Regions from separate parts of the Homo sapiens genome. Here all the other regions are linked to region 1. The links are chromatin loops, found by intact Hi-C in ENCODE. Cell type or tissue: Calu3. All regions are shown on one strand. Links, peaks and the distances in the headings refer to the core of each region. The heading gives the core; the rest is flanking DNA. Region 1 overlaps SLC8A3 (solute carrier family 8 member A3). Region 2 has its middle 32 kb from the start of MED6. Region 3 overlaps LOC101928046 (a long non-coding RNA gene). Region 4 holds the start of LOC101928046 (a long non-coding RNA gene).

Evidence for each region. A loop is a pair of places that touch in the nucleus more often than their neighbours do. Peaks named below come from ENCODE experiments on the same cell type or tissue, not always from the same donor. Only the 100,000 strongest peaks of a DNase experiment are listed, where the experiment ranks them.
Region 2: it touches region 1 in a loop (8-fold over the local background); 13 of 110 quality-filtered maps call a loop at or near these places.
Region 3: a loop joins it to region 1, with 7 times the contacts of the local background. A loop is called at or near these places in 38 of 110 quality-filtered maps.
Region 4: a loop joins it to region 1, with 10 times the contacts of the local background. A loop is called at or near these places in 8 of 110 quality-filtered maps.

What each region holds. Positions count from the first base shown.
Region 1 is chr14:70,083,323-70,091,313 of GRCh38, reverse strand. The region is part of intron 2 of SLC8A3 (solute carrier family 8 member A3); the gene reads left to right. Among named protein-coding and RNA genes, the nearest start is that of SLC8A3, 100 kb to the left of the region's middle. In Calu3, for the core only: no CTCF peak of the experiment used is centred there; a DNase peak (open chromatin) is centred at 4,013.
Region 2 is chr14:70,564,191-70,572,181 of GRCh38, reverse strand. It overlaps a transcript of ADAM20 not described here. Among named protein-coding and RNA genes, the nearest start is that of MED6, 32 kb to the left of the region's middle. In Calu3, for the core only: a CTCF peak has its summit at 4,094 (motif pointing right); a DNase peak (open chromatin) is centred at 4,141.
Region 3 is chr14:70,313,336-70,321,326 of GRCh38, reverse strand. LOC101928046 (a long non-coding RNA gene) reads right to left here. Exons shown (of 7, transcript XR_007064236.1): 5 at 7,473-7,527; 6 at 6,909-7,009; 7 at 6,096-6,201. Among named protein-coding and RNA genes, the nearest start is that of COX16, 42 kb to the left of the region's middle. In Calu3, for the core only: a CTCF peak has its summit at 3,332; a DNase peak (open chromatin) is centred at 3,276.
Region 4 is chr14:70,254,038-70,262,028 of GRCh38, reverse strand. It overlaps LOC101928046 (a long non-coding RNA gene), which reads right to left and starts at 7,210. Exons shown (of 7, transcript XR_007064236.1): 1 at 6,687-7,210; 2 at 5,840-6,264. LOC105370552 (a long non-coding RNA gene) reads left to right here and starts at 4,163. Exons shown (of 2, transcript XR_943992.1): 1 at 4,163-4,265; 2 at 5,196-5,667. RefSeq lists a silencer at 7,083-7,192. In Calu3, for the core only: a CTCF peak has its summit at 4,247; a DNase peak (open chromatin) is centred at 4,328.

The DNA.
Region 1 (7,991 bases), core at 1,997-6,996:
AGACAAATTTTTGTTATTAAAAAAGGAGCTATTTTGTGTTGGTTTCCATTATAAAATCAGAGCTCTGCTGCCATAAAATTAAATCCCATAATAAAATGAGTAGAAAACGTGATGTCCTGCAGAAAGGAAGATGGCAGCCCACTCAGTGCCATGCTGGGCTTGACTATATACAAGCCGTGCATCTCCTGCTGCGAGTTGTAGCTGCTGCCCAGCAGTGCACATTATCGTTGCAGCTGTTTTCCTCACATTCTGAGGTTTATGAAATCCCTCATCCATCAATAATTGATCTTTAGCTCTTAGTCCAGGGGTTGTCAACTGGCACTCCATGGACCTTTAGAGGATTGATGGCTAGGTTTTCAAAGATCTTTGAACCCCCTGAAATTATATACAAAATATTGTGTGTGAGTATGTGCATTTTTCTGGTAAGAAGCACCTGAATTATCGAAGCAGTTTGTGATCCCCCAAAAAGCTAAGAACTACTTCCTAGAGCAAAGGGAGATTTTGCTACACTTAGAGATTTACACATTTGACCAGGGCAGCTCACACAAGTGGGATGCGGTTTCACATTTCATGGCAGATCTGCTTCCAGCTATACAAATTCATCAAGGAAATATTGTAATACTTCTATATGAATCAGGAATTCACTATATTTAACTTATTTGGAATAAGAACCACTATATATATACAAGTTTTTCCAAAAGACTGAAGGTTCTTCCTGTGGCAGGAAGGAATATGATTAGATTCATGAAGCGCCTTTATGTTTATATTTCAACTCTGAAAGATAATTGTGACTTTACTAAATCAAACCTGTATACCACGATTAGGAAAATGTGGACTGATTTGGGGTTCTAGGGGTAAAATGTGACCCCTGTGAAGTACCAATGCACCGTTCTTTTATCTGTGAACGGGCACTGAGCTTCTGAAATTAATTAGTAGGCAGGAGGACATGCGCATATGACGTGATAGTTTAAGTACTGATAATTATTCACTTGGAAGGGAAGAGAATAAAATTCAGAACACAGTATTCCTTAATGGGAAATCAACTTAGAGGAGGTAGGAGGGAGATCAAGCAAGAATATTTCTGGTAAAACATGCATAAATCAATGGTCAGCCAATGTGTTGATCAAAGAAATTATCTTTCGGGGAAAACAGTAGAAGGCAATTGAAAAACAAGCATCAGGCTGCATAAAAACAGCAAACAAAAGTCACAATGGCTTGATTGTGTGATGAGGTAATTAATGGCTGCAGTTAGCAAAATATGTTAAAAAAAAAGACAGAAAGGGTAGTTACAGGAGAAAAACATCCCCGCAGATCTTCAAAATCAGAAACAATGAAAATAATTATTTCAAAAATTAAGAAAAAAACTCTCTAATTTATACCTGAATTACCTGGATAATTGGTAAAATTTCCTGCGTATACAAATCTTGGTCCTCTGCTCCTCTCTCTATAAATAAATAGAAATGTATGAATCAATAGTCAGCCAATGTGTTGATCAAAGAAATTATCTTTTGGGGGAAAATTGGTAGAAGCCAATTAAAAAACAAGCATCATATTGCATGAAAACAGCAAACGGAAGTCACAATGGCTCGACGGTGTAATGAAGCCACACAATATGTATTAAACACATCATCTACACAGATGGATTCAAAGATACCTTCTTTGTGTCTAAGTCCCAAATCTGTGTTTCCTGGCTCTGTTCCCTCATATCTAGTCATTCTCCAAGTCAGCATGCCCAACTTGAAAGTGTCATTTTCAAAACCTGCTTCTTCTCTTCTGGAAGTTCTTCCTCTGCCCATTGCTCCACAATCCCCACCTCTTTCACCCAGTAGCAAACCTTAAATTTATCTTTTACTTTGTCTTACTTCCCCTTCTTATATTCAAAATGTTTCTCACTTGCATCTCTTTTCATTCATTTCATAAGCATTTATGAGCTCCTGTTATGGTTTGGAAACTGTTCTTCATGCTGGAGGTGGTCTTATAAACAAGTAATTTCAATTGAGTATTTAGTATGTTAAGTGCCATCCCAAAGGCAAACACCAGCTGTGGGAGGCTCCCCAAATCAGTCTAAGGAAGTTGGGAAAAGCATCTCAGAGAAGATGGTGTCTGAGATGGGGAGGATGTGTGGAACTGGGCAAGGAAGAGAACAAGTAACAACATTCTAGAAAAAGGCCTCTTTCAGCATGCTAAGAAGTTTGGAGGACAGAGGAGTTACCATTCAAAATTTGGAGGGAAGGAAGAGCATACTGAGGTTTGCCACTTGAACAGATAACTTCAGCTGTGTTGGGTGAGTGAAGTTGAGTGGGTACAAATCAGGTCAGGAATATAAGTTAGGAGACTGTTACTAGAATCCAGGCCAGAGGTGATGGTGGCCAATATATGAGAGTTTTAGCAGGGAATGAAAAAAAGAAAATGTGTTCATGAGGTAGAAGTAGGTAAAAAGAACAGGATCTGGTTCCTGATTGGAAATGGGGGTAGTCTGGAGAGGAAGCCAGAATGCAGGCAAGAATGCATAGTGGTACCATCCACTGACATAGGGATTAAAGGAGGAGAAGAAGCTTTGGTAAAGAAAATAAGAAGTTCAGCTATGGAATGTTTGAATTTGATTTCTCTGATGAGGAGTAGTTCTAGGTGATGATAATGCTCAGGGTGTAGACTTGAGAGTGGATGGGTAAAGTAAAGGTTGAGGCTATTAAAAGGGAAAAGGTCAAGGAACTGAGGGCCAAGGATTTATAATAAGTTATCTTGGGCCACTAAAGCCACGCAGGATGCTGGCAGGAAACCTATGAGCCAGGTCTTCAATGTTGAGTCCAGTGACTCAGGTGTCAGAAGCAGCAGGAGAAGCATTGATAGCCTGATGGGGAAGGAGCCGTTACCTGAGAGTAGCAGAGAGAGTTATCCTAGCTGACACAGCTCTCAGGGATTTGCTTCTAAAGCAATCCTTAGGAAAGAAAGAGCAGTATCCACAGGAGACTGGTGGGCACTGGCTTCCCCAGAAAACCTACCTAGATGAATTCTATTCTCAAGGGACTCCTATTTAGATAAGGGGCTTTGTTAGTTCTCAGAGCAACACCAAACAGATGTATATCTCATTACTTGCCCCCACAACCTTTCTGCTCTGGCCACATGGGCCTACCCACTGTCTGCTAAATGCACTTCATATTTTCTTGTTTCAGTGCCTCAGTATTCATAATCTTCTTTTCCTAATCTCTGCCCCTCACTTACCTGAATCTTTTGTATTCTCAATGACCTGCTCCATCCCAGCCCTTTCAAGAACCTTTAATACCTACCAAGTGAATACTCTCTCCATTGATTACACACTTCCTGTAGCACCTGTTCTATAATTATGAAATATTACCTATTGTACACATATATTTCAATCTCTTGGTGGACAGAGAATCCAATTTATGCCTTGTCAATTTGTAGCACATTTCCTTGCATATGTAGATGCACCATGAATATTTAGAGAACTTGTTAGTTAATTTCCTGTTTAACATGGGCTGCAAAGTTCTGGTCCATGCACGTCTTTTATAAAATAGAAATGACGGATGGTGCATGGAGCTTAAATTCCATGAAGCAGAAACATATGAGAGATGGAGCTGAATTTGTTTGCCTGTACAGCTCTTACAGCAATTGCTTCCAATTTGTTTGATTTACCTAAGAGCTAAAATTGTAAATGGCAGCTCAAATGATTTTTCTGTACATTCAGAAAATGAGTTTGAATATTTGTTGGAGAGTAACTGCTTAAGACATGAAAAAGGGGGAGATTATAGCTTTTAACTCTTTTTTATGGCAGAGCATTAAGGAAAAAAAAGTGCAGATAAATGAGATCAAATGGCAAGTGTCTGAACCTGCTGGACACAAGTCCCGGTAGCCATTGATAGACAGTGTTTATATGACTTCTGGGCCATCAATAGATAGATAAGGTACATCAGCGGCCAATGTTCCAGGAAGTTTGAGAAGATAAATGGAAGTTGCACAGCAGCCTAAGAGCTTCCTTAGGAGGGCTGTGCTCCTCCAGAGCGCCATCTGTCTGTGTCTTCCTGTTCTTCTTCTTCACATTAAATGCTTTTCCTTTTCTCATTTTTATGATGGTTATCCTAAAGATATGCTAGCCTGGACTTTGACAAGGACATCTGGAGATAAGAAAGATTCTGAATTATTTTTCCCTTTGGGCAATTGTAGCAATTTTAAAACTATGTTAGATGGCTAGAGATTCTTGAGAATATTTCTTTTCTTGGAAAATCATAAGGCTTTGGATAGTGGTACCTATAGAAGCTGACATCAGCAGCAGCCTGCCTCCAGTCGATCAGGGCCTTTGGAACTTCACGGGGCTCCTCTACTGACAGCCCCATCGGTTTCCCTCCAGCACACGTAACTCAGCATTGACTCTGGGTAGTAGAGGGTGGTTTATGGAATCTGATTCATCTCAGAAAGAGGTGGATGCAAACACATTCCCAGAGCAGAAGGCTTGGCATGTCTGGTCTTAGGCAGAGGGAACTGGAGATACTTGTCCTATTGTTCTTGAGATTCCAGCAAAAATAGCCCATTACAGAGGAAGAAGATATCAGGTCAAATGAAGGCTTTGGTGCTACAACATTGTCTTAGAAAAAAAAAGAAAGAAATTGGCCAAGTGCAGTGGCTCAGCACTTTGGGAGGCTGAGGGGGGCAGACCACTTGAGATCAGGAGTTCGAGACCAGCCTGGCCAACATGGCGAAACTCCGTCTCTACCAAAAAGTATTAAAAAATAGCCGAGTGTGGTGGCGGGCTCCTGTAATCCCAGCTACTCGGGAGGCTGAGGCCGGAGAATCACTTGAACCTGGGAGGCGGAGGTTGCAGTGAGCCAAGATCGTGCCATTGCACTCCAGCCTGGGCAACAGAGTGAGACTCCATCTCAAAAAAAAAAAAAAAAAAGAAAAAAGAAAAAGAAAAAAGAAAAGAAAGAAATTAAATTAAAAAAATTGTTTTTTAAACAAAGGAAGGCTTTGGGCTTGGAGTCCAACTAAGCTAGGCTGGAATCCCGGTTTCATCTCGCTTCTCTGTGCAACTTTGGATTTTACTGAATCTCTCTTATTCTCAATTCCCTCCTCTGTAAAATGAAGATAATGCTAGTACCTGTCTCATCAAGTTGAAGGAGACTTAAATGAGATGTGTTGAAAGCATTTAGCATAGTATGTGGCACATAAAGAACACTCAATAAATGCTGGCTATAAAGAAGCCAGAGAGAGACTCGGAGGTGATGAGAGAGGCCACAATTCCCTCCATTTCATTGAAAAGCAATTTTTATTATCTCATTTGAAAGGCAGTATAGTATAGTGGTTAAGGACATGCACTATGGAGCTAGACCTCCTCAGTTCACTTTCTGTCTCTATCATTTATTAGCTGTGACTTAACCTTCTTGTGCCTCAGTTTTTATCATTTTTGAGAGAGGAGTAATAATAGTTCCTACTCTGGTGTGTTGTGGAGATTTGATGAGTTAATACATATAAAGCACACATAGTAGTGCCTGGAGCATATTAAATGACATGTAAGTATTAGCTGTTATTTTATTAAACAACATGTGGCATAGGACATATTGGAACTTTGAAGTCTTTGAGGCTCTTCCCAGTTTCATAAATCAGAGACTACAGTATAAATATCTGCTTACATGTCTGCTTTCCCCATTGGACTGCGAAATCTTGAAACTGTTTTATTCATCTCTGCATAGTGTTGGCATCGTATTATGATACCTGACATTTACCAGGTGCCAAATGGGACTGGGCATGTTGTAGGGATTCAGTCAATGTGGGTCATTGCAGGCGGGGAGGTGGGTCGGGTTAAAGGTAAGAGAAGGGCCTTGGGGCATCACATTAAGTAGTTACCAGATTGAACTGCAAACATTGCTATCCAGGAGAAATCAGGTCAATATTTCACCTTCATGGCAATACCAGTACAGTCCAAGGAGAATGCATAGAAGGAAAGAAATCATAATCTGATTGTATGTGTTTTTTTAGTAGTAAATAATAATAATTATTACTATTCCTATATAATTTTGTGTGTTGGTGTGTTTTGTTTTGTTGTGCATGAAAAATGGGGTGCTAATCTATTCCCCTTCCCAACACCAGTGCTCAGAAGAAATTTCCACAGATAGAGAATCTATAGGTTATGAATTTGGCCTTGATGGATTCTGGGTCACTATTTCTCAATGTTTGTCCATGTCATGTGAAGCTCTTAAGATAAAGAACAATGTCTTACTCGTCTTTTTAACTTCTTTACCCCCTAATGCCTATCACATACTTTGCCCATGGAAACTCAATAGACATTTGTAAATGGAATTTAATTTCTGAGGTCCAGTAAAGCCTTTTTCCATCCTTCCCCTACTACACAGTTTGTCTAACCATGTCTTCCCTTCCATCATCCACCTTATAAACGTTATTACTCATTCTTCCATCACATTCTTGACACCTCCCATGTCCAATGTCAAACAAGTACCATTTGGGAAACAGAATTCTAGGAATCTGGAGACCTAGAGCTCTTCAGACCCTGAAATCCAGTTTTCTGAGCTGAGACAGTTTCTTAATTTCTCACTCCAACTCCGTTTCTCCTCTTTCTCAATGGATATTTTCCAAGTCTCCATTAGGCATATAGCAATTCCAGAAAACATTCAATTTTCCCTTCTCTTAATGTCATGCTCCAAAACACCACATTCCCTCTAGACATTGAGCATTGGAGAGAGATGGAAAAGTACTTTGAAAATGTGTGCATGTGAGAAAAATGCTAAGTGTTCTGTCTGGTCACTTCAATGACAAGTTTGCTACTTTAGAAACTTGACTAAACAGAGTGTGAGGAAAAACATGAAAAGAAAAAAATGTGTTCAGCTTGGCTGAATAATGACCAGCAGGGTGAAAAGATAAGATAACCACCCGCTCACAGGATTTCTATCCTCAAGCCCCAGAAGGTTGACAACAGCAGACACTGAAACTACTCTTAATGGAGGGTGTGCTAAAGAAGCAACATTATAGCCGCTTTTAGGAAAGCAAATAGGAAAGTTGGTGAAATAGAGAAGATGCCTAAGCATGTGAGATACCACCTCCATCTTGGAAAATAACCAAGGTGATACAATGTTATGCAGGACCCCTTAATTAAAACAGATTTAGTGATTAATATCAGGAGCATTGTCAAGAATCACAACAACAGCAATTAGTTACTATTGAGCAATTTCTGCTAAGTAATTTGCAGGAGGGCATCTCACTTAATTATCACATCCTTTTATAGATGAGAATATAGAGGCTTAAAAAGGTGCTTTTCCCAATGTTATTCAGCTATAAGTGGTCAGTCATGACTCAAACATAGGTCAACCTGACAACAAGATCTTCACTCTTAACTTCTCTTCTGTGTTGTAATACCCTTGATCCATGGAAATGGACCATCTTCATATACTGCTTTTTTGCCTCCGGAATGTCCAGGTATGGATTGGGTAATGCTCAAAGACAGAGAGGAATAGAGTATTAAAAAGATCCCTGGCCTCATTTTCTGAAGACATGAGCCTAAGCTGAGCTGTACCATTTACCATCTATGTGAACTTGGGCAGATTTTTTGACACTGCTGGGTCTCAATTCCTGTAACTGTCAAGTGGAAGTGAGCCTAACTGCATAGACTTCACTGGGCTGTTAAGAGAATAAAATGAAATAACTGTAAACAGAAGTGCCTAGTGCACATGCAAAGGATTATTGGGGCTTTCTACCCTTCAGGGATTAGAAGTTGATAGTAGGCAACAAGTTATAAGAAATACAGTCAATTGTCTGCTGACCAGGGCTAGAGTTAATTGTCTCTGGAAAAAAGGACTTGCCTCTCTTTCTCTTCTTCCTCCAAAACTTAAGACGTTTGCAGCTGAATCCCCAACAGGATTTTGTTTTCCTTTGGGAGAGAGGAAACAGACCAATATACCCCCAAAACTAACCCCATAATTTCATTTCAGCAGTAAAGTGAGGTCCTTGATAACTGCCCTGCCCAA
Region 2 (7,991 bases), core at 2,020-7,019, 480 kb before region 1:
TGGGATTTCTTTGGTTAATCAGGCTCTTTTTTGGTGCCATGTGAAGTTTCCGTAATTTTTTTGTAGTGCTGTGAAAAATGACATTGGTAATTTCATAGGAATTGTGTTGAATCTGTAGATATCTTTTGGCAGTTTGGTCATTTTAGTTATATTGATTCTTCTAATCCATGAGCATGGAATGTTTTTCCGTTTGTTTGTATCATCTATAATTTCTTTCAAAAGTGTTTTGTAGTTCTCCTTGTAGAGGTCTTTCGCCTTCTTGGTTAAACATATTCCTACTTATTTTTTGTGTGTGGCTATTTCTAGATGGAATTGAGTTCTTGATTTGGTTCTCAGCTTGAATGTTATTGCTGCACATTCTACTGATTTTTGTACATTGATTTTTGTATCTTGAAACTACTGAATTTGTTTATCAGGTCTAGGAGTCTTTTGGATGAATCTTTAACGTTTTCTAGGTACAGGACTATGTCAACAGTGAACAGAGATAATTTGACTCCCTCTTTTCCTATTTTGATGTCTATTGTTTCTTTCTCTTGTCTGATTGCTCCAGCTAGGACTTTCAGTACTATGTTGTATAGGCATGGGGAGAATGGATGTATTAGTCAATTCTGATGCTGCTTATAAAGACATACTTGAGACTGGGTAATTTATAAAGGAAAGAGGCTTAATTGACTCACAGTTCAGCATGGATAGGGAGGCCTCAGGAAACTTACAATCATGGCATAAGGGAAAGCAGACACATTCTTCTTCACATGATGGCAGGAAGGAGAAGTGCAGAGAGAAGGTGGCGGGGGAAGCCCCTTATAAAACCATCAGATCCTGTGAGAACTGATTCACTATCCCAAGAACAGAATGGAGGTAACCACCCCCATGATTCAATTACCTCCTACCGGGTCCTTCCCACACCACATGGGGATTGTGGGAACTACAGCTCAAGTTGAGAGTTGGGTGGGGACACAGCCAAAGCATATCAGTGGACATCCTTGTCTTGTTATCATTCTTAAGGGGAATTCATTCAAATTTGCCCATTCAGTATGATGTTAGCTGTGGGTTTGTCATAAATGGCTTTTATTATTTTGAGGTATGTTCCTTCGATGTCCAGTTTGTTGAAGGTTTTTATGAAGGGATGCTGGATGCTATTGAATGCTTTTTCTGTGTCTGTTGAGATGATCATACAGGTTTTGTTTTTAATTCTGTTTGTGTGGTGAATAATATTGATTTGTGTATATTGAATGATCCTTGTTTCCCAGAAATAAAGCCCACTTGATCATGATGAATTATCTGGTTGATATGATGTTGAATTAAGTTTGCTAGTATGTTGTTGAAGATTTTTGCATCTATGTTCAGAAAGTATATTGACCAGTAGTTTTTTTTTTCTGTGTCCTTGCTAGATTTTGATACCAGGGTGATGCTAGTTTTGTAGAATGAATCAGAGAGGAATTGTCCTTGATTTCCTATAACAGTTTCAGTAAGATTGGTGCCAGCTTTTTGAACATTTGGTAGAATGTGGCTGTGACTCTGTCTTGCCCAGGGCTTTTTTTGGTTGGTAGATTTTTTATTACCGATTTAATTATCTAACTCATTCGTCTGTTCAAGATTTCAATATCTTTCTGGCTCAATCTTTGGAGGTTGTGTTTTTCCAGGAATATATCCATTTCTCCTAGGTTTCCTAGTTTGTGTGCATAGAGATGTTCCTAGTAGTCTCTGGTGATCTTTTTTCTTTCTGTGGTATCAGTTGTAATGTCACCTTTATCATTTTTTATTGTGGTTATTTGAATGTTCGTTTTTTTCTTGAGTAATCTTGCTAGCACTCTATCAATTTTGTTTCGATGAACCAGCTTTTCATTTTGTTGATGCTTTGTTGTTGTTGTTTTGGTCTCAGTTTCATTTAGTTCTCTAATATTTCTTTCTTTTTTTTCTGATACCTTTGGATTTGGTTTGTTTTCCTAAGTCCTTTAGATATGACCTTAGGTTGTTAATTTGAGATCTATCTTTTCACGTAGGCATTTAGCAGTATAAACTTTCCTTTAAACACTGCTTTTGCTTTACTCAAGAGGTGTGGGTGTATTGTCCAAGAAGATACTTGATATGATTTCAGTTTTTTTGCATTTATTGAGACTTGCTTTATGACCGAGCTTGTGGTCAAATTTAGAGAATGTTGCATGTACAGATGATTAAAGAAGTGGGTATTTGCGGTTCTTGGGTGGAATATTCTGTAGATGTCTATTAGGTACTTTTGGTCAAGAGTCCAGTTTAAGTCCAGAGTGTTTTTTTTTTTTTTTTTTTTTTTTTTTTTGTTAGTTTTCTGCCTCAGTGATCTGTCTAATGCTGTCAGTGGGGTAGTGAAGTCCCCCACTATTATTGTTTCACTGTGTATCTCTGAAGTCTACTAGTATTTGTTTTATAAATATGGGTACTTTGACATTGGGTGCAGGTATAGTTAGGATAGTTAAGTCTTCTTGATTGAATTGAATGTTTTATCATTAAATAATGCCATCTTTTTCATTTTCTTTTTTTAGCTTTGTTCATTTAAAGTCTGTTTTATGTGCTACAAGAATAGCAACTCATCCTCTTTTTTGTTTGTTTGTTTTTCATTTGCATGATAGATGTTTTTCCATTTCTTTACTTTTAGTGTGGGAATGCCGTTCCCTGTGAGGTAGATCTATTGAAGGCAGCAGAATACTGTTTTTTAAATCCAATTTGCCACTCTGTGTCTTTTGAGTAGGGTATTTAGACCATTTACATGTAAGACTAATATCGATATGTGAGGTTTCATTTCTGTCATAGCTTTCTTAGCTAGTTGTTTTGTAGTCTCAATTGTGTAATTGTTTTGTAGCATCTGAGAACTTTGTACTTATGTGTTGTTTTATGGTAGCAGTATCATTCTTTCGTTTCCATCTTTAGAACTTCTGTGAATATTTCTTGTAGGGCTTATCTGGTGGAGACAAATTCCCTTAACAGTTGCTTCTCTAATAAAGGCTTTATTTCTCCCTTATTTATGAAGCTGTTTGGCAGGATATGAACTTTTTGGCTGCCATTTTTTTTTCTTTAAGAAGGCAAAAATAGGCTTCAGTCTCTTCTGGCTTGTAAGGTTTCTGCTGAGAAGTCTGCTGTTAGTCTGATGGGACTTCCTTTATAGGTAATTTGGGCCTTTTCTCTAGCTACCTTTAAGGTTTTTTTTTGTATTAACCTTGGGAACGGTTGTGTTGTATAGTATCTCTCAGGTGTACTCTCAGTTTCTTATATCTGGTTCTTGACCTCTCTAGCAAGATTAGGGAAATTTTCCTGAATTATTTCCTCAAATATGTTTTCCAATTTGCTTGCTTTTTCTTTGTATTTCCAAAGGCTTTGTTCTTTTTTTTGCTTTATCTGGGTTAATTTGAAGGACCAGCCTTCAAGTTCTGAAATTCTTTCTTCTGCTTTGTGTAATCTGTTATTAAAACTTCCAGCTGTATTTTGAAATTCCTTTAGCAAAATTTTCAATTTCAGAAGTTCTATTTGTTTTTTTCTTAATACAGCTATCTTGTCTTTCATACCCTGAATTATTTTTCTAGTGTCTTTGTATTGGATTTCAACTTTCTCTTGGATCTTACTGAGTTTCCTTGATATCCTTATTTTGAATATTTTATCATTTCAAATTTTTCAGTTTGGTTAGTATCCATTACTAGAGAGTTGGTGCAATCCTTTGGAGGTGTCAGGACATCCTGGCTTTTTATACTGCCAGAGTTCTTGCTGATTCCTTCTCGTCTGAGGAGCTGCTACTTCTCATTTTTGAGTTTGCTATCATTTGCATGGGATCTTTTAATTTTTCAATCCTTTTTCCCTTTAGGGTATGACTGTGGTGTATGTTGTGTATGATCTTTTTGTTTCATTTATTGGTACTTTCAGTGGGCCAAGGCTGTATATGGGTACGTTGGTTGTGGATAGCCTCTGTGTAGTGACTTTCTTAGATGCTGATTGTTGTAGCGATGTATTGAACATATGAGCGGACACACTATTTCCTGTGGGATTGAGAGTGCAGGTGCATAGGTCTTAGGAAACTTATCTCAGACTAGCACTAAGCCCTTCTGGTAGCAGGTTTTTTGTTTGGTGGTGCAGTTCAGGCTGTAGTCCAGTAGATGGAGATGACACTTAAGAGTAGGAGACAGCTCATGCCCAGGCTGATGTCAAGTGGTAGCACCTGTGTTGACAGGAGGCATGAGAGGGGTTAGGGGGCCAGTGGGAACAGGAAGCAATCTTGTTGGGGCCCGCTGAGATCTTGGAGGAAAGGTTGGGGAGGTGCACCAGGTCCTTATCCTGAGTCAGCAGGAATGCCATCTGCTTCCCTATCTTGCCCCTGTTGCAAAGCTCACGACCTTAGTTCATAAATACTTTTGGTTCCTGGTTGCAGAGCAGCTGTGGGCCACCGAAACACCCTCTTGAAGGCTTGGACAGAGTATCTTACCCCAGTTCAGGGCAGGCAACTCTGTGATTTCTCTGTTCTCTGTTGCTGGGATGCTGCCATTCTGTGTAGGGAGGGCGAGTTAGGCCCCGCCATTCGAGTAAACCCCATGCAGCATGGGCTTACTTTGAGTAGGGATGGAGCTGCTGTGAAAAGCTTAAAAAATGCTTTCTCCGAATGCATTCCCCAGCCCCCAGTGGGAAGAACCTCTGCTGTGTCTGCAATAGTGTATGGCATTGGATGGGTGGGAGATGTCCCTCTCTCCATGTTCATTTCCTGGTGTTGGCACTGCCTCCTTCAGCAATCAGTGCTGCATCCACATTCCCTTTGTCCTAAGGGGACTTTGGTAGGCTGCACTCCCTTGTTGGTAGCCCATGCTGGTGGTTAGATCTCCAGGGGCCTCACAACTTCCTGGGGGCCCATCAGTCTCCTGTGCTTGCCAAAGCCAGAGTGGGTTGTAAGTTATATTTGTGAGGGTTCTGGTGGTGTGATGACTCAAGGGCGGAGAAACCCTAGGCAGGGCAGAGGTCCACTAGGTATCTACACCAGTATTGCACCTGTCATCTCAGTTTGGGTCAGGGGAGTACATGAATTCCTACAGGAGCTAGCCAGCTGGTTCTCTATCCCTGGGAAATTCCCAAGTCACCACCGATAGCTTTGCCCTAGGTCATGAGGACAGAGGGGTTCCCAACAGTTTGGTGGTCAGCAGATTGTCAGAGGGGTGAAGGGAGCAGAGCAGCATTCCCACCTTTTTTTTTTGAACGGAGTATCGCTCTTGTTGCCCAGGCTGGATTGCAATGGCATGATCTTGGCTCACTGCAACCTCCGCCTCCTGGGTTCGAGCAATTCTCCTGCCTCAGCCTCTTGAGTAGCTGGGATTATAGGCACCTGCCACAATGCCTGGCTAATTGTTTTGTATTTTTAATAGAGATGAGGTTTCACCATGTTGGCCAGGCTGGTCTTGAACTCTTGTCCTCAAGTGATCTGCCTGCCTCGGCCTCCCAAAATGCTGTGATTACAAGTGTGAGCCACCGCGCCCGGCCTCCCGCCTACTTTTTCTGCAGGATTCCAGGTTTCTCTGGGGTTGATCTCTGCCAGATTCTTCCTCTTTGTCTTTTGTTTGGGGAATTTAATTGATTTACATATAAAGTAATTATTGATGGGTAAGGGCTTACTATTGCTATTTCATTAATTTTTTTCTGTCTATTCTGTAGTTCTTTTCTTTCTTTCTTCTCCTCCCCTTTTGTCTTCTTTGGTGACTTGATTTTTGTAGTGTTGTGCTTTGATTTTTTTCTCTTTCTCTTTTGTGTATCTCCTGTAAGTTTTTTCCTTTCTGGTTACCATGGGACTTACATAAACATATTTCTAACAGTCTATTTTAAGCTGATAACAGCTTAACTATGCTCACATACAAAACTACCCATTTATTCTCCCTTAATTATTTGTTATTGATGTCACAATTTACATCTTAAATTGTGTATCCATTAATTGTTATAGTTCTTAGTACTTTTGTCTTTTAACATTTATATTAGGGTTAAAAGTGACTTACATACTTTACAATATTAGAAGATTCTATATTTACTTATATATTTACCCTAACCAGTGAGTTTTATACTCCTGTGGTCTTTCATGTTGCTATTTAGTGTCTTTTTGTTTCAACTTGAGCAACTTCATGTAGCGTTTTTCATAAGGTAAACATAGTGGTGATGAACTTCCTCAGCTTTTGTTTGGGAAATTTTTTCTTGCCTTCATTTCTGAAGGACAGCTTTGCTGGGTATAGCACTCTTGGTTAGTAGTTTTTTTTTTTTCTTTCAGCACTTTAAATATGTAGTGATCCCCCGGTACCTGTGGGGTTATCCAGGAAACTCCACAGATAATACAATCCACAAATTCTAAAGTCTGTTGTATAAAATAATGTATTTGCATATAGACCATGTACATCTTCCTGTATACTTTACATCAGCTGTAGATTACTCATTATACCCAATAAAATGTAAATGCAACATAAATATTTGTTCTAACTATATTACACTTTTTATTTAAATTTTTAATTGTTAGATTGTTTTTTGTTTTGCTATACAGTTGCTTGAATCTCCAGATGCAGAACATGTCGATATGAAGGGCTGACTGTATATATCATCTCACTCTCTTGGCCTGCATAGTTTCTGATGAGGAATCTGCCAGTAGTCTTATGGAGCTCCTTTGCCTGTAATGAGTCACTTTTCTCTTGCTGGTTTGAAAATTCTGTAGTTGTCTTTGATTTTTGACATTTTGACTATAATGTCTTGTTCTAGACCTTTTTGGATTTATTCTGTTTGGGCTTCATGAATCTGGATGTTCATTTCCATGCCCAGATTTGGGAATTATTGAGTCATTTTTTTAATTAGGGTTTTTACCGCTTTCTCTTTCTCTTCTCCTCTGGGCCTTCCATAATGTATATATTGGTTTGATGGAGTACCATGATTTCCTTAAGATTTCTTCACTTCTTTTCATTATTTTTTCATTTTGCTGTTCTGGCTGTAATTTCAAATTGCCCATCCTCGAGTTTTCAAATTCTGTCTTCTGCTTGATAAAAGTTTGCTGTTGAACCTCTCTTGCGATTTTTTAAATCCAGTTATTCTTTAATAAAATCCAATTTTCTAGTATTTTAAAAATTTAATTATATTTATTTTATTTTATGTTATTTTTAAGATGAGGTCTTGCTGTGTTTGTTGCCCAGAGCTGGAGTGCAGTGGTGTGAGCATAGCTCACTGCAGATTCAAACTCCGGGGCTCAAGCAATCCTCCTGCCTCAGTCTTCTGAGTAGCTGGGACTACAGGCATACACTACCATGCCTGTCTATCAAAAAAAAATTTTTTTATACAAGGGGTCTTGCTGTGTCACCCAGGCTGGTCTTAAAATCCTGGCTTCAAGCAGTCTTCCCACTTCAGCCTCTTGAGTAGCTGGGATTACAGGTGTGAGCCACTGTGCCTGGCTAAAAAAAAAAAAAAAAAAAAAAAAAAAATTGCGTCTATCTCTTTGTTGATATTCTCAGTTTGTCCATGTTTTATTTTTTGATTTAATTTAATTGTCTATCAACATTCTCTTTTATCTCACTGAGCTTCTTTAGGATGATTAATCTGAATTATTTTCAGTATTTGAAAATTCCCATTTTCACTTCATAAATTCCCATTTATTTTGGGTGAGTTGGTAGAGATCTATTTTCTTGCCTTTTTTCAATGTTTTCTTGATTCTTCATGTTTCTTATATGATTGTATTCATGTCTGCACATTTGATGAAACAACACTTTTTCCCTGTGTTGCAGAACAGTATAAACTATAGAGAGGCACCCTCCCTTCGTCTCTTGTTCCTGGCTGGTCCAGTCATTTAACTGTCCCAGGCATCTAGATTCTACTGTTTTTAATGCTAAGTATGAGACAAGATAGAAATCAGGCCCTTGGAAATGCACTGAAAGTTTGGGGACAAAGCTCAGTTTGTTTTTCCCACTCACTCCTGAAGAGAAAGCCTTAGTTCTCTGACTTTTACCAATCTTGCTCAGCAGCGCTGGTGT
Region 3 (7,991 bases), core at 1,223-6,222, 230 kb before region 1:
ACCATCATACTCAGCAACTAACACAAGAACAGAAAACCACTGCATGCTCTCACTGATAAGTGGGAGTTGAGCAATGAGAACACATGGACATAGGGAGGGGAACATCACACACTGGGGCCTGTTGGCGGGTGGAGGGCTAGGGAAGGGATAGCATTAGGAGAAATACCTAATGTAGATGACGGGTTGATAGGTGCAGCAAACCACCATGGCACGTGTATACCTATGTAACAAACCTGCACGTTCTGCAGAACTTAAAGTATAAAAAAAAAAAACATACTCTTAAAACTGTTTCAAATAAGAAATAAAGACAAAATTACAACAAATATTGAAGAGTCTTTAGGATATGTTGCAAATATGAATATATATGCCACTAATCATCTCCACGTAAGCAGTTCCTCTCCAGTAAATTTACATTGCAGTAAAAAGTGATGTCTCACAGTTCTCACATATTTTTTCATCATGTTTACTGCAATATCTTAAACCTTGAATAACACCATGGAACCCATAGAGTGCCACTAATTGATGCTCAAAGTACTCTAAGAAGCAGATAAAAGTCATGACATTATAATAAAAAGTTGAAATGCTTGATAGGTACCATAGATTGAGGTCTGCAGTGCAGTTGCCCACGATTTCAAGATACATGACTCCAGCATAAGGGCCTTTGTAAAAAAAAAAAAAAAAAAAAAGGAAAGAAAAAGAAAAAAAGAAAAATTGTGAAGCCATCACTGCAGCTATGCCAGCAGATGTGAAAACCTTGCACTTTTTGCAAACTATCTTTTTATCTCATTTTGAAATTGCAGCTTTTATGTGGTGCTGGGTTGCTATAAGAAAGACATACCTATAGACTAATATGAGTCAAGAGAAAGTGAAGTCATTATATGACAAAGCAAAAGGAAGGTGAAGAATCTAAAGCTGAAGAATTTGATGCCTGCAAAGGATAGTCTGATAATTTTACAAAGACGTTTGGCTTTAACAACAAAACAAAAAAAACAGTCACTCCCAGCCTGGCCAATAAGGTGAAACTCCATCTCTACTAAAAATACAAAAATTAGCCGGGCGTGGTGGTGTGCGCCTGTAGTCCCAGCTACTCGGGAGGCTGAGGCAGAAAAATCGCTTGAACCCAGGAGGCAGAGGTTGCAGTGAGCCAAGATCGTGCCACTGCACTCCAGCCTGGGCGACAGAGCGAGACTCCATCTCAAACAAACAAACAAACAAACAAACACTCACTCCTAAGTGTGGAAGTACACTGAGAGTTTCCTTGTTTGCTGCTTGACTGTCCTAATCATACTACAGCAAAGAGGTAGAGATAATGAGAAATAGTGCTCCAACCCTACTGGTCAGTTTCATAAGAGGCATCAGCCCAGGACTGGGTGTTTCATGGAGTATAAAGGGTAGAACTGAGTGTTGGCATATCATTTGATTCAATGGGGCCTAAAAAGCAGGGCACTTGGGAAACTGGGAGTTTGCGGAGACGTAGCCAAGTTGTCGCCTCCTTCTGGACTTCATTTTCTCTAACTGTACAACAGAAGGTGGGGTAGTAAACACCTACAGGAATGGCATTAGGATATGGTAAGACTGTAAGCACAAGGGCAGGGAATGTTTCTTTGAAATGTTCTGCCTCATTTCTCTTCCTCTCCTCTCTCTCTACCACAACAGCAAAGCTGAGCTGACCTGATGTGGAAGGTATTTTTCTTGGGCTTTCCAAGATCCTGGTAAGGTGTTAACATTTCAGTTTAAGATGTGGATTTCTTTTGTTTTTGAAAGTCCATGGGAACATTTAAATTTACAATGCAGTTAATTGGTTGTTTCCTACCACTGTCTTTGAGTTCCCCACCCTAAAAAAAATTTACTTCAATACAAAGTATTAGTAATCAATGTAACATTTACTAATAATTTCATAGGGAAGAGAGGAGATGGTTTATACTGTACCACACAAGAAGTAACTCAAGAAATCCCCCTATCGGCTGGATGCGGTGGCTCACACCTCTAATCTGGCACTTTGGGAGGCTGAGGCGGGTGGATGACTTGTGGTCAGGAGTTCAAGACCAGCCTGGCCAATACAGTGAAATCCTGTCTCTACTAAAAATACAAATTAGTGCTCACACCTGTAATCCCAGCACTTTCGGAGGCTGAGGCGGGCAGATTGCCTGAGGTCAGGAATTCGAGACCAAAGACCAACCTGGCTAACATGGTGAAACCCTGCCTCTACTAAAAGTGCAAAAATTAGCTGGGTGTGGTGGTAGCTGGGTGCCCGTAATCCCAGCTACCTGGGAGGCTGAGGCAGGAGAATCGCTTGAACCCAGGAGGCGGAGGTTGCAGTGAGCCGAGATCATGCCATTGCACTCCAGCCTGGGCGACAAGAACAAGATTTTGTCTCAAAAACAAAAACAAACAAACCCAAAAACACACCAAACAAACAAAACAAAACAAAACCACACAGCCCGGTTTGGTGGTGGGTACCATAGAGACTGAGGTAGGAGAATCGCTTGAACCTGGGAGGCGGAGGCTGTGGTGAGCCGAGATTTCCCCACTGTACTCCAGCCTGGGTGACAGAGCAAGACTGTCTCAAAAAAAAAAAAAAGTTCTTATCAAAATGTCACACCTAAAACAATATTTTAATAACATTACTCAGTAGTCTGTTCAATTAGTAGCAATAAATTCTGTGTGGGTGGAAGGATCTATCTAAATGTTTTTGTATATCTCTTTTCTGCAAACAGTGAAGTTCAGTGGAAAACCATGTAAACTGGTAGCCCTGAATTGGACTCTGGACTTTGTCACTTACAAACTGTGTAATCTTACACAAATTACATAACCTCTTTGAGTTCCAGTTGCCTCATCTGCGAACTGCAGTTTTGACTGTGTCAACAGTTGTGTGACTGTGTGAGGTATACATGGAACTCAGTGGAGAGACAGGAAAGATAAGATAGGTAATAAAGGAGTAGTATTGATCAGTACAAGGAAAATAGTCTGCTTACAGATGATAGATTGTTCTACAAGCATTGCTTCATATAATACTGTTTTTTTAAAAAAAATTTCTGGTTTTCTGCCTTTTGAAACTTAAACAATGTTTAGCCTACTGTAATCATTACTAGAATAATAGAAGGAGAGTGGACAAAAGGTTTCTGAAATAGGACTTTCAGTTGGATGACATTTGTGTGCATTCCTTTTGTGAGAGTGGAGACCAGATTTTGAGGATGGACTTTGGTCTATGATACTCCCAACGGAAATGATCCTGGTCTGGGCAAGCCTTCAGGAGTCACTGCTCACTCCACAAGAGGGTGCACAAAGACCACACAATACTGAGTTTTGAAGCCAGAACTCTTAGATGATGTCCAACTTTTTCTAGGGCCTTGCCCTCCACAGGGAGTCCCATAATCAAGAATCCTGACTTGTTCTCTCTGCATTTTCCCTTTAGATGCTGTGAGGCCAGAAGATTCCTGGCTGGATGAACTGGCTCCTCCAGCTACTGTATCTTCTTTGTGCAGAGCTGCCTCCCTCAGGGGTGGCTGATGCCTGTAGTCCAGCAGAGCCTCACAAACCCTGGACCCCAAAGGAACTGCTCAGGAACCCTCAGGGTTCCCAAAGGAACCCTGAGGAACTGCTAATCACCTGTGTCTGAGCTGGGCTCTTCTGTCTTCTTTCAGCTATTTCCTCCTGCCTTCATCCTTTTTGCTCAACTTTCTCTGATTGCTTCTCAGCTCCCTTTTCCTTGCCCAGGTATATCAACCACAAGAAACCAGGGCTCCCCTGCGTCAGATGTCTCTAGGCAGTAATAATCAAATCCTCCTGCTGGTCCCTTGGACTGCCTGCTTCACAGACATACTGACACAAAACACAAACATACACACACACACACACACACCAGCTACAAATCCTCCTGCTGGTCCCTTGGACTGCCTCCTTCACAGAAATACTGACACAAAGACACAAACATACACACACACACACACACACACACACGTGCATGCTAATCCCTCCATGGTGGCCGGTGTGTGGGAAGGGGCCATCTGGGACAGTAGCCTTGGGAGGCAGCTGTGAGGCCTGACCTCAGCATAAGTCTCAAGTCTGTGCCACACCTGAAGGGGGCATATTTACTCCCATGCACCGAGGATACGATGTCAAATAGCATTGCCCTGGACCTGGGCAGTCTTTCTGGGGCAAATCAAAGTTTTCCTCAGGTGCTAGGAAAACAAGAAACTCCAAAGCCAATGCTGGCCACTGTGTGTGAGAAGATACCCAGCTTCCAGAAATCCTAGCACTCTGCTGGCAAAGTCCCTGCAGTAACATTCTTCCAGGCTTGTTTGATGATTTTTATGGCAGGGGGTCTGGGTGAGAACACTAATTCAATTGTAGTATAACTCTGTTTAAACACACAGAAAAAAGAATCTTGACAAAACCCTCTTTCTTGGACTTCACAACACTGTGAAGCACAAACTGCCCCAAGGGCAGCCTTGTCTGCCCCACCTGCTAGATTCCCCTTCCCATCTCATCAAGGCGGGGCAAGAAGCCACTACAGTTGTCACCTCTCTTCTCTTCCTTTGCTATGCTATATTAATTGCTTGTAATGTGAGCTTTCTCTGAAGTTTGGGTATGTGAAGGTCCGAGAGGCCTGTACTATACCATTTCTTGGGCTCAGGACACAGTTCCTGATGTGGCTCAGAAAATACACTAGTCCCTACAGTTCACTAGGAAAAAAAATCTAGGTTTGTTATCAATTTCCCCCAGAAAATAATCTCAGCTTTTCCTACAACAGATACAGGGCCTATATTTATTAAAGAATGAGAGAGTTACAAAATGTGAAATTGAGAAAGAAACGTAGAGATCACCCATCCTAGACCAAGGGTCTCACTTTACAGAAGACGAAGATGAGGCCTGAAAAGAGAGGTGACTTGCCTGAGGTCCCATAGCTGGTTGGTGGAAGATTCTGGGCTGAAACCCAGTTACCCTGACTACCAGGTGAAGACAGTCTTGTTCACCTCAGTTTAAAGTGTTGTGTAGGAGCCAGTTAATTTTTTTTCCAATAAAGTCTGTATGTCTCTATTTGTGAATGTGGCTGAGAATACGAGGCCCTGAGAAGAGATACAATATCTCTGGCATTTATAACCATGCTTGGCAGGTACATGCTAAGAAAATATTTATTGAATGAATGGATGGGCCTGTGTGAACGCAGAGAAAGGGAGTGGCTATATGCCTAATATTACCCATGACTCAAGACCCAACAAAAGCAGACAAGTCAGGGACATACAGATATCAGGAGCACATTTTTTCCACTGGGTATGAAGCCTGAGTGAGGGAAGGGAGTATCTATTTATAAGTGATGTCTGAAAGCTTCATGTGTGCTGAGAGTCCAGTCTATGATCCCAGGATTAGACTTAACTTTCTTGGGCTCCATTTCCCTAATGTTCCTTAACATTAAGTAACTAGAGTGTATCTCCCAGATTGTCCCAGATCTATGTCAGGCCACAGACCTCAAGGGGGGAATGGATTTCACAGGAAAGTCATCTTATCTTGCGATGGTGTGCTCTTTGGGTGGTGGGTCCCTGTAGTGGGTAGAACGCCAACATTTCCACCTCTTAGCCTCTAACACATCTATTCCCAATCCCAAGCTTCATTTCTCCCTTTCCTCTGTTCACAAAAGTTCATTCTCTGGACTGAGAACTTGGAAGAGAGATGCAGGATTCAGTTTTGAATTGCGTGTATCTCGTGAAATAATCTTGGTATAACAAGTGAACTATTTAAATTCTTAGCACCTGTCTGGACATTTATTTCATTTCATATACCAGTCCATATCCAGTAACAAAGTATTGAAATCCTGTAACCATTTATTCTTCTCTTATCTGCTATAGAAAATATCTCCCCAACCTCCGCCAAAGAAGCTGGTTACTTAAACTGCATTTCATACTTCCCTCCCTGGACCACCCTCCACCACTTAGGAATACATCTGCCACAAAGCTCCAGCGCTGCTGCATCAGATAGAAAACAGGACTGGAAGAGGAGGGCCAGCATAAAATGGCCCTTCTCTTTTGGGTATTAGGTTCCAGACACTTGACAGGTTCCCTAAGGATTGCTAGGCAGATTCTGCTGCTTACTTTCAGTATCAAGGAGCAGGCTTGGCCTGGGTCCATAATCCCTAGAATGAGGAACTCTACCATCATGGCTGGAGAGCATCTCAGGTGCGGAGCCAAATTATATTGTGTTTCTCTAGACATGGGAATTAACCGGAGTTAGTCTTATCTTTGTAAAGTAAAAACCAGATGAACTACAAGTTCAGATACTCCCACTCGCCATAATATGCACTGAATTTTGTATGCAGAATGGGTTCACTTAAGTTCTCTATGATCTTATCACTTAACGGATAACATGCTTGTGAACCCCAAAAATCTGAGACAGGTCTCAGCTAATTTAGAAAGTTTATTTTGCCAAGATTGAGGATGCATGCCCATGACACAGCCTCAGGAGGTCCTGAAGACATGTGTCAAAGGTGATCAGAGCACAGTTTGGTTTTATAAATTCTAGGGAGACATGAGACATCAATCAACATATAGAAGATAAACATTGGCTCGGTCTGGAAAGGCGGGACAACTCAAAGCAAAGGCGGGAGGACTCAAAGTGGGGAGGGGGCTTCCAGGTCATAGGCAGATAAGGGACAGATGGTTGCATTTCTTCTGAGTTTCTGATTAGCCTTTCCAAAGAAGGCAACCAGATATGCATTTATCTCAGTGAGCAGAGGGGTGACTTTGAATAGAATGGGAGGCAGGTTGGCCCTAAGCAGTTCCCAGCTTGACTTTTCCCTTTAGCTTAGTGATTTGGGGGCCCCAAGATTTATTTTCCTTTCAAATTTCCCCCTTTATCTTTTTAAAAATCTTTTGGAGAAAGGACTTTAGAAGAAAATGAGTCTCTGGTCTCACATTTTCTCTGATCTTTCATGTTTAGGATGGTTTATTCCTAGACAGGTAGGTCCCGAGTTATTAGGAAAGCTCATTTTCAGCAGGTTGTGAAGTCTTATATTCTATGAAGAGAAAATAGGGGGAGGAAGGGAGAAAAGCAACATCAAACTAAAGAACAATCCTGGGAAATCAATATAGGCCACATTACTATGAAGTCCATATATCAGTAGGCAGGTATGAAAGTGGCTTATGTATGTAAACAGGTTGCTGTTACTTTCTTCTGAAGTTTAGTTGTCTAGCTTCAGTTCACAGGGCTTTACAAAAGCACAGCTTAGTTTTTGGTGGTTCCAAATTAGGAAAAATGGGGGAAAAAAAGAAGGAAAAAATGGAAAACATTATTTTGCAGGCTTGTAGCCAAGAAAAATTAGAATTCAGTCCAAACTGTAGAAAATAATAAAAATTGAAAAACATTAGACAAGACTAGAATCTAACAACAGGTGTTGTATTCATCCATTTTCATGCTGCTGATAAAGACATACCCAAGACTGGGTAATTTACAAAGAAAAAGGGGTTTAACGGACTCACAGTTTCATGTGGCTGGGGAGGTCTCACAATCATGGCAGAAGGCAAAAGTCATGTCCTACATGGCGGCAGACAAGAGAAAATTAGAACCATGCAAAAGGGATTTCCACTTATAAAACCATCAGATCTCATGAGACTTATTCACTACCATGAGAACAGTATGGGGGAAACTGCCCCCCACAACATGATTCAATTATCTCCCACCAGGTCCTTCCCACAACGTGTGGGAATTATGGGAGCTACAATTCAAGATGAGATTTGGGTGGGGACACAGCCAAACCATATTAAGTGTACTACAGTTTTTGAAATATAATTTTTCTCTCTCTAGTTTTCCATTTTTACAAAAGACAAATCATGGTAGGACTGATTTGCTTTATTATACTTGGCTTGATTATTTGTATATAGTGCAGCAAGAATAATTATTTATTTTTTACATAGGCTTTTAAATTGGCTTTGATGGAATTTTGTTCCATAGAAGGAATCTCACATAAGACTTTTTTAAAGCTGAGCCCAGCCATGGAT
Region 4 (7,991 bases), core at 1,504-6,503, 170 kb before region 1:
GCCAATCTTTATTTAGATTGATTCAGGTGTTTACCATTTTCTTTTTTTTTTTTTTTTTGAGACAGAGTCTCACTCTGTTACCCAGGCTGGAGTGCAGTGGTGCGACCTTGGCTCACTGCAACCTCCGCCTACCGGGTTCAAGCAATTCTCCTGCCTCGGCCTCCCAAGTAGGTGGGATTACAGGTGCCTGCCACCATGCCCAGCTAATTTTTGTATTTTTAGTAAAGACAGGGTTTCACCATGTTGGCCAGGCTGGTCTTGAACTCCTGACCTCAAGTGATCCACCCACCTCAGCCTCCCAAAGTGCTGAGATTACAGGCATGAGCCACTGCACCAGGCCATGTTTACTACTTTCTTCCTTCTCCAATATTACATCATAATGGGTTTAATTTTGTGTGTGTGTGAAATATACCCTTTAGAATCCTTTCACTGATAGTCTGTTGGTAGTAAATTGTTTATTTTTGTTTGTCTGAAAAGGTTTTATTTCACCACCTTTTCCTTTTTTAAAGTGAGGGTTTATTTTCCTAGGCACTCAATTCTAGGCTTGCATTTCAGATTTTGAAAGTATGATTTTACTGTCTTGACAGTACCATTGTTGTTGAGAATTCAGCTGTAAAATTAACATTTATCTAATCTTCCTTTCCTGCGAGCCTCTTTTCTTTGCTTTTCTGTAGTGCACTATAATTTGTTTGGGTATAGAAGATCTTTAATTTATCCATTTTGGGGTTTGGAAACCTTAAATCTGTAGGATCTTGTCTCTCATCAATCTGGAAAACTTTCAGACTTCATATCTAGGATTATTGCCTTTGTCAATTCTGTGCTGAAACTTTGATTAGATGTAAGATAGATCTTACTCTAATGTCTAGGGATTTTTCACCTATCTTGCGTTATTTATCTCTTTGCCTGCTTTTTCTCTATACTGTATAATTTCCTTAGAACTATGTGTCAGGGCCGGGCATGGTGGCTCATACCTGTAATCTCAGCACTTTGGGAGACCAAGGCGAGTGGATCACTTGAGGTCAGGAGTTTGAGACCAGCCTGGCCAACATGATGAAACCCCATCTCTACTAAAAATACAAAAACTAGCTGGGCATGGTGGCACACAACTGTAATCCCAGCTACTCGGGAGGCTGAGGCATGAGAATCGTTTGAACCCGAGAGGCAGAGGTTGCAGTGAGCTGAGATCATGCCAATGCACTTCAGCCTGGGCGACAGCGTGAGACTCCGTCTCAAGAAAAAAAGAAGAACTATGTGTCAGTTTACTAATTTTGTTTTTAGTTGTATATAATCTGCCATTACACATTTTCATTTTTTGTTTCTATGTATATTGAATGTATATATATTTATATATTATTTAAATGTACACATTGATTATATATGTACAATTCAAGTTCTATTTGATTTTCAAAAAAACTGTCTAGCCATTGTTATTGTTTGTTACTAATAACCTCCAATACTCTCTTGTTGAAATTATAAAACATATTTTTATAATATTCTATCTGATAATAGGGGCAGCAGAATTATTTGTAAGTTTCATTCTGCTATTGTTTTTATTGTTGACTTATCAATGGGACTTTGTTTCCTTCTGTATTTTGTAATATTCAAAAACTCGTGGGAATTTTATGAGGCCTAAGTTGAAAATGTATTTTTCCAGAGAGAGTTTGCATGTTTTTACGTCCATGCTTTGAAAATATCACAACTCAATATCCCTTCAAAATAGATATTGCTCAAAGTTTTTGGTGCCATATAAGTGGTATCAATTTATTCCCCTAAATGGCACAAAGTCTAGCTTATACGTGTAGGGAAACACAGGCAATTTGTCTCCTCTTCTCCCACCATCAAAGGTAAAAGGTGGTTTTCCTTGTTATCTTCATCTGTAGGTTATATTTTCTTTTCATTTACCCTGTTTTTGTCCTATGGCTCTCCTAACAACATCTCCTCCTTGGCAAAGCTGAGACATTGCCTACTGTTCCCATCATTTTATGCAGCCATCAAAATATAAGCTCAATTTCACCAGGGAGGGACAGATGCCTCAGAGAAGGTACCAACTTCAGGGTCGCTTTCCTTTCTGGGTTCCTGCTTTTATTCCATTTTTGGTCTTCGAGAATTTCCCTTACCTTATCATAGCACATAATTTTTTTCACCCTCCCAATATTTTATATTAAAATTGAATTAAAATATTGGGAGGGTGAAAAAAATTCATGTAGAATTTTGAATTATTTTGCTGCGTGAGCTAGGAACTGGACATGTTGTCTGCCATAGTGCCAAATATGGAAGTCCAGTTTTCCAAATTTTGTTTTTTCTTATCATTTATTCTGTTATTTTTAAACAACTACACTAGAAAGACCATTAGAGAGCTGGTGTTTGTTTCACAGAGCTTTAAACTACACTGATCTATCCAGGAATAGATCTGGCTTTGATCCTTTAAGAAGAATCTCTAGCATTTCCTGTTCTAAGCAATTACCTTGACCCTCTATTACTTTGTCCATTTCCTTGTTTTTGCCCCCACTTGAATCTAGATTGTACTCAAGAGTCTGACCTTTGTCTTTTTCATTATAAACCAAAAATTGACCAGAGTTGAACACAAATGTAGCTTTCTGAGTTTTCATATTTTGATACTTCCTAGAATTTGCCTTTGCTGACATCATTGATGTTTCTGCTTTTTACATTCAAAACTAAGCATTCCACTTGAGCAGATCCTGCACCAATCATCCTACTCTGTTATTAGCCACCTGACCTGTGCCCTAGAAAAGCCTTCTCCACTCAAGAGAAGTCAGAAAAACACCACTAGTTTGACCTGTAACCAGTCTTCTGACAGTGATCAAATTTTAGTATCCAAAGCCCAATACACTTTAAGAATGTTTATTTTACTATTAGCAATATTAGTATTAATATTATGACATCTCTTATTATGTACTATATATTGATCTATTCATATTCCTACTTCCTATTCCACAAGTGTCCTCAACCTCTTATTTTAAGTGGCTTCTTTTTCGTTCTTCTTTTGCGACACAGTCTTGCTCTGTCACCCAGGCTGGAGTGCAGTGGCACGATCCCGACTCACTGCAACCTCCGCCTCCCAGATTCAAGTGATTTTCTTGCCTCAGCCTCCGGAGCAGCTGGGATTACAGGCACGCGCCACCACACCCGGCTAGTTTTTGTATTTTTAGTAGAGACGGGATTTCTCCATGTTTGCCAGGCTGGTCATAAACTCCTGACCTCAGGTGATCCACCCACCTCGGCCTCCCAAAGTGCTGGGATTACAGGCTTGAGACACTGCCCGGCCCTCAGTGGCGTCTCTATAGGTGATTTTTACTTGCACAGATTTTACAGACTTTAGCATTGCAGTTTGTGTCGGTGTTTCTCACATGGTACACAGTTCCAAGGAAACATCTTCTCTTTGTGTGCATGTTTTTCTCTTAATAAAATACTATGGACGGAGGAATGCAGTGCTCCTATCAGATGGGCTTATGCCATATGACAACTGCTAAGCCAGGAAAGGGTTTAGCTTTATACAAGGCAAAAACCTGAGTGGAAGAAGCCATGGTGCTCGGATCAAAATAAGAAAAAATAGGTCCAGGATAAACAAAAAGTTTTTTTTTAACTATCATTTTTCATTGCCCTTTGAACAAAGTCTAGCTACAAAAGGATTCAGTAGAAAATGTCTCCTCACCCTAAAAGCCTCCAGGGCTTGAACTTTTATTTCCTACCTTGAAGCAGTTGATTGGATTTTATTTATATATATATATATTTATTATCATTTTTGACAGTCTTTTTCTGTCACCCAGGCTGGAGTACAGTGGCACGATCTCGGCTCACTACAAGCTCGGCCTCCCGGGTTCACGCCATCCTCCTGCCTCAGCTTCCCGAGTAGCTGGGACTACAGGCGCGCACGGCCACACCCAGCTAATTTTTGTATTTTTAGTAGAGACGGGGTTTCACCATGTTGGCCAGGATGGTCTCTATCTACTGACCTCGTGATCCGCGTGCCTCAGCCTCCCTAAGTGCTGGAATTACAGGCTTGAGTCACCGTGCCCGGCCAATTGGTTGGATTTATAGATGTCCTCCCCTCCCTTTGTGATTTAGACAGCTTGGACCTTAAATACCTGAGGGGTAGCCAAGGCACCTGTTGCCTAGAAACTTAGTAGAGTCTCCACCTCTCCCCAGGCCTAATTCCATTTCTTGGGATCGTCCATTCTCTGACTCACGACAGGGTATAGGAGGCCTAACCAATTATGAGCACAAAGGAGAGATTAAGTGAACCAGTAAGTGTTTAGTCCAAGTGGGCCTGGATTCAGTTTGCCAATCCTACCACATGGGGACGATAGGAAGCAAGAGGGGTAGTTACAATATGCCTTTCTAATACGCAATGACTGCCAACGGTAGCCCAGACAGTATTCCAGAAGTTGACAAAACATAGACGCTCCTCCTTGGGATTGAAATGTATGGGGGTGGGGGGAAGAGCGAGAAGGGAGAGTGAAAGAAGAGGATAGAGATTTTCTTTCTACTTCAAAATACATCTTTCCAGTCACTTTGGTAAGCATAAGGGATAACGTAATGTTTAGTAGTTTTTTTTACTTGAATCTATTTTCTACGTCCTGAAATGTTTGATAACATAGAAATTTTAAATTACTGGATAAAATTCCGCTCAAAGGGTATACTATTATATATCTAATTAAAACACTTAGGTGCTTATCTATGATGTGAACACTTGATAGTTTATTTTCAATCTTCGTCAATTTGACTTATATATTTCTAAAATTGTAGTGATTTTGAATACTTTATTGACATATTTATTGCCTTTCTTTTTTTGAATTTCCATGAGTATCCTTGATCCAGAAACACTTACTTTTTCTGAGTCATTTTGCTCCAATTTGGATATATAGCACCCCATCACCCCGTCTTAACCCCCCAGGATGAGAAAGCATTCGCAAAAGAGGAATTTGTCTCATTGCATTTTTGAAAAGGCACTTCCTTTTCTTATGGCGCATTTTGTTCAAGCTTTCTTTTCTTCTCCCACCTCATAATCCTCCTGGCTCTCTCTTCTCTTTCCGCCTCACAGGGCTGCCCTTGTGAAAAGTTTGTGGAAACATCTAGGTCAGACCCATTCAGAGTCCTCCCAACAGGAAATTGAGCCCAGCACTCTACTATGAAAGGTGACCACCTGACAAAGCATCCTCTTCTGTTCTTTCCAGGTCCCCTGGTTTGTGATGCAGAGTCCTTCATTCAGTTTCCAGTGCAACCCTTTCTGATGAATTCACCCCAGAGTCACTTTTACTATCATGGGATCCATCATATTAAAACGGCACTTAGGAGCTGGGTGAGGCAGTGAGGAGGACAATGGAAAGACTGAGCAGCAAGAAGAGAGGAGGGTGAGGTGGGAACCCACATGGCTGAGTGGAAAAAGTTAACTGAACTGCCTTGGAAATAGGCTCCACATATTTTTGGATCAAGCCTTAGTGTTCTATCTCGTGTGTTTGACAGAGCGGATTATGTTTTAACTTTTCTTCCTCTACCTGACAAAGTTATTTTGAGGAATAATCATGAAATGAAACAAATAATTAATGGCCAGGAAACTTTAAGTAGTGAACATTTTCTTTCACTAACCCTTATATGGTCATGTCAGTAAAAATAAATAAATGAAAATAAACATGCCATTTCAGATTAGGAAGAGTGAATTTTTTTCATTGACCTTTCCATATACAATCATACCACTGCAAAAGTTTTTAAAAATAAAAAGTAAAATGAATAAGAATAGTACCAAATAGGGTAGTGAAAAGGTAATAAATTCTTATTAAATATATTAATATATATTTTTAAAAGACATAGGAAAACTTACTTCATATTGTGTCCGGAATTGGTGGCTTCTTGGTCTCACTGACTTCAAGAATGAAGCCGCGAACCCTGGTGGTGAGTGTTACAGTTCTTAAAGGCGGTGTGTGCAGAGTTTGTTCCTTCTGATGTTTGGATGTGTTTGGAGTTTCTTCCTTCCGAGGTTCGGATGTGTTCGGAGTTTCTTCCTTCTGGTGGGTTCGTGGTCTCGCTGGCTCAGGAGTGAGGCTGCAGACCTTCGCGGTGAGCGTTACAGCTCTTAAGGCGGCGCATCTGGAGTTGTTCATTCCTCCTGCTGGGTTCGTGGTCTCTCTGGCTTCAGGAGTGAAGCTGCAGACCTTGCGGTGAGTGTTAACAGCTCTTAAGGCAGCGCGTCTGGAGTTGTTCGTTCCTCCTGCTGGGTTCGTGGTCTCACTGGCTTCAGGAATGAAGCTGTAAGACCTTTATGGTGAGTGTTACAGCTTATAGAGGTAGCGTGGACCCAAACAGTTAGCAGCAGCAAGATTTATTGCAGAGTAAAAGAGCAAAGCTTCCACAGTACAGAAGGAGACAGGGAAGCATTGCCACCGCCAGCTCAGGCAGCCTGCTTTTATTCTCTTATCTGGTCCCACCCACATCCTGCTGATTGGTCCATTTTACAGAGAGCTGATTGGTCTGTTTTAACAGGGTGCTGATTGGTGCTTTACAATCCCTGAGCTAGACACAAAAGTTCTCCACCTCCCCACTAGATTAGCTAGATGCAGTGTCCATTGGTGCATTCACAAACCCTGAGCTAGACACAGGGTGCTGATTGGTGTGTTTACAAAACTTGAGCTAGATACAGAGTGCTGACTGGTGTATTTACAATCCCTTACCTAGACATAAAGATACTTCAAGTCCCCACCATACTCAGGAGCCCAGCTGGCTTCACGCAGTGGATCCCGCACAGGGGCCGCAGGTGGAGCTGCCTGCCAGTCCCGCGCCATGCGCCAGCAGTCCTCAGCCTTCGGGCGGTCTATGGGACTGGGCGCCCTGGAGCAGGGGGCGGTGCTCGTCGAGGAGGCTCGGGCGGCGCAGGAGTCCACAGCAGTGGGCTGGGGGTGGCGGGGAGGGGGTGGGGGCTCAGGCATGGCGGGCGGGGAGGGGGTGGGGGCTCAGGCATGGCGGGCGGGCAGGGGGCGGGAGCTCAGGCATGGCGGGCGGCGGGCGGCGGGCGGCGGGCGGCGGGCGGCGGGCGGCGGGCGGCGGGCGGCGGGCGGCGGGCGGCGGGCGGCCAGGCATGGCTAGCTGCCCGTCCCAAACCCTGCTCGTGGAGAGGCAGCTAAGGCCCGGTGAGAAATCGAGCACAGCAGCTGCTGGCCCAGGTGCTAAGCTCCTCACTGCCCTGGGCTTGTGGGCTGGCCGGCCGCCAGCGGGGCCTGCCGAGCCCACGCCTACCCGGAACTCGCACTGGCCGGCAAACGCCGCGCACAGCCCCGGTTCCTGCCCGCGCCTCTCCCTCCACACCTCCCCGCAAGCTGAGCGAGCCGGCTCCGGCCTTGGCCAGCCCAGAAGGGGGCTACCACAGTGCAGTGGTGGGCTGAAGGGCTCCTCAAGCGTGGGCAGAGTGGGCGCCAAGGCCGAGGAAGCACCGAGAGCAAGGGCTGTGAGGCTGCCAGCATGCTGTCACCTCTCTATATTGGCCTATCATATAAATAAATCACAACATTACAGTTTCTGTTCTTGAGTTTTAACTTCCACAAATTTGTCCATGACTTCAACAAAATTGATCTTCACATACCTGTGCTTGAAGGAGCGCTCGCAGGAAAATAATTTATCCATTAATTTTTTATTTATTTTAACTTAAAAAGTTTTGCTAACATGAAGATTGAAGATAATAAAACGGTTAAGAAAAGCTTTAAACAAAGGATAAGCAGACATTCATAAGAATCTAATTTCACAATAAAAATGAAAAATTTCAAACTGTCCATGTCTTTATTTTTTCGGTATCAACTCTACCAGTTTTGAAATATGTCTATAATCTAAAATTCTAAACACGAATAAAAATTTTATCACAAAGAATGACAGAATTGAAGTAACTCAAGTTTTATTTCTTTGTCTTTATAATCATTGTGCTACAATTGTTTTTTATTTTTTATTTTTATTTATTTTTTAAATTTTATTTTATTATTATACTTTAA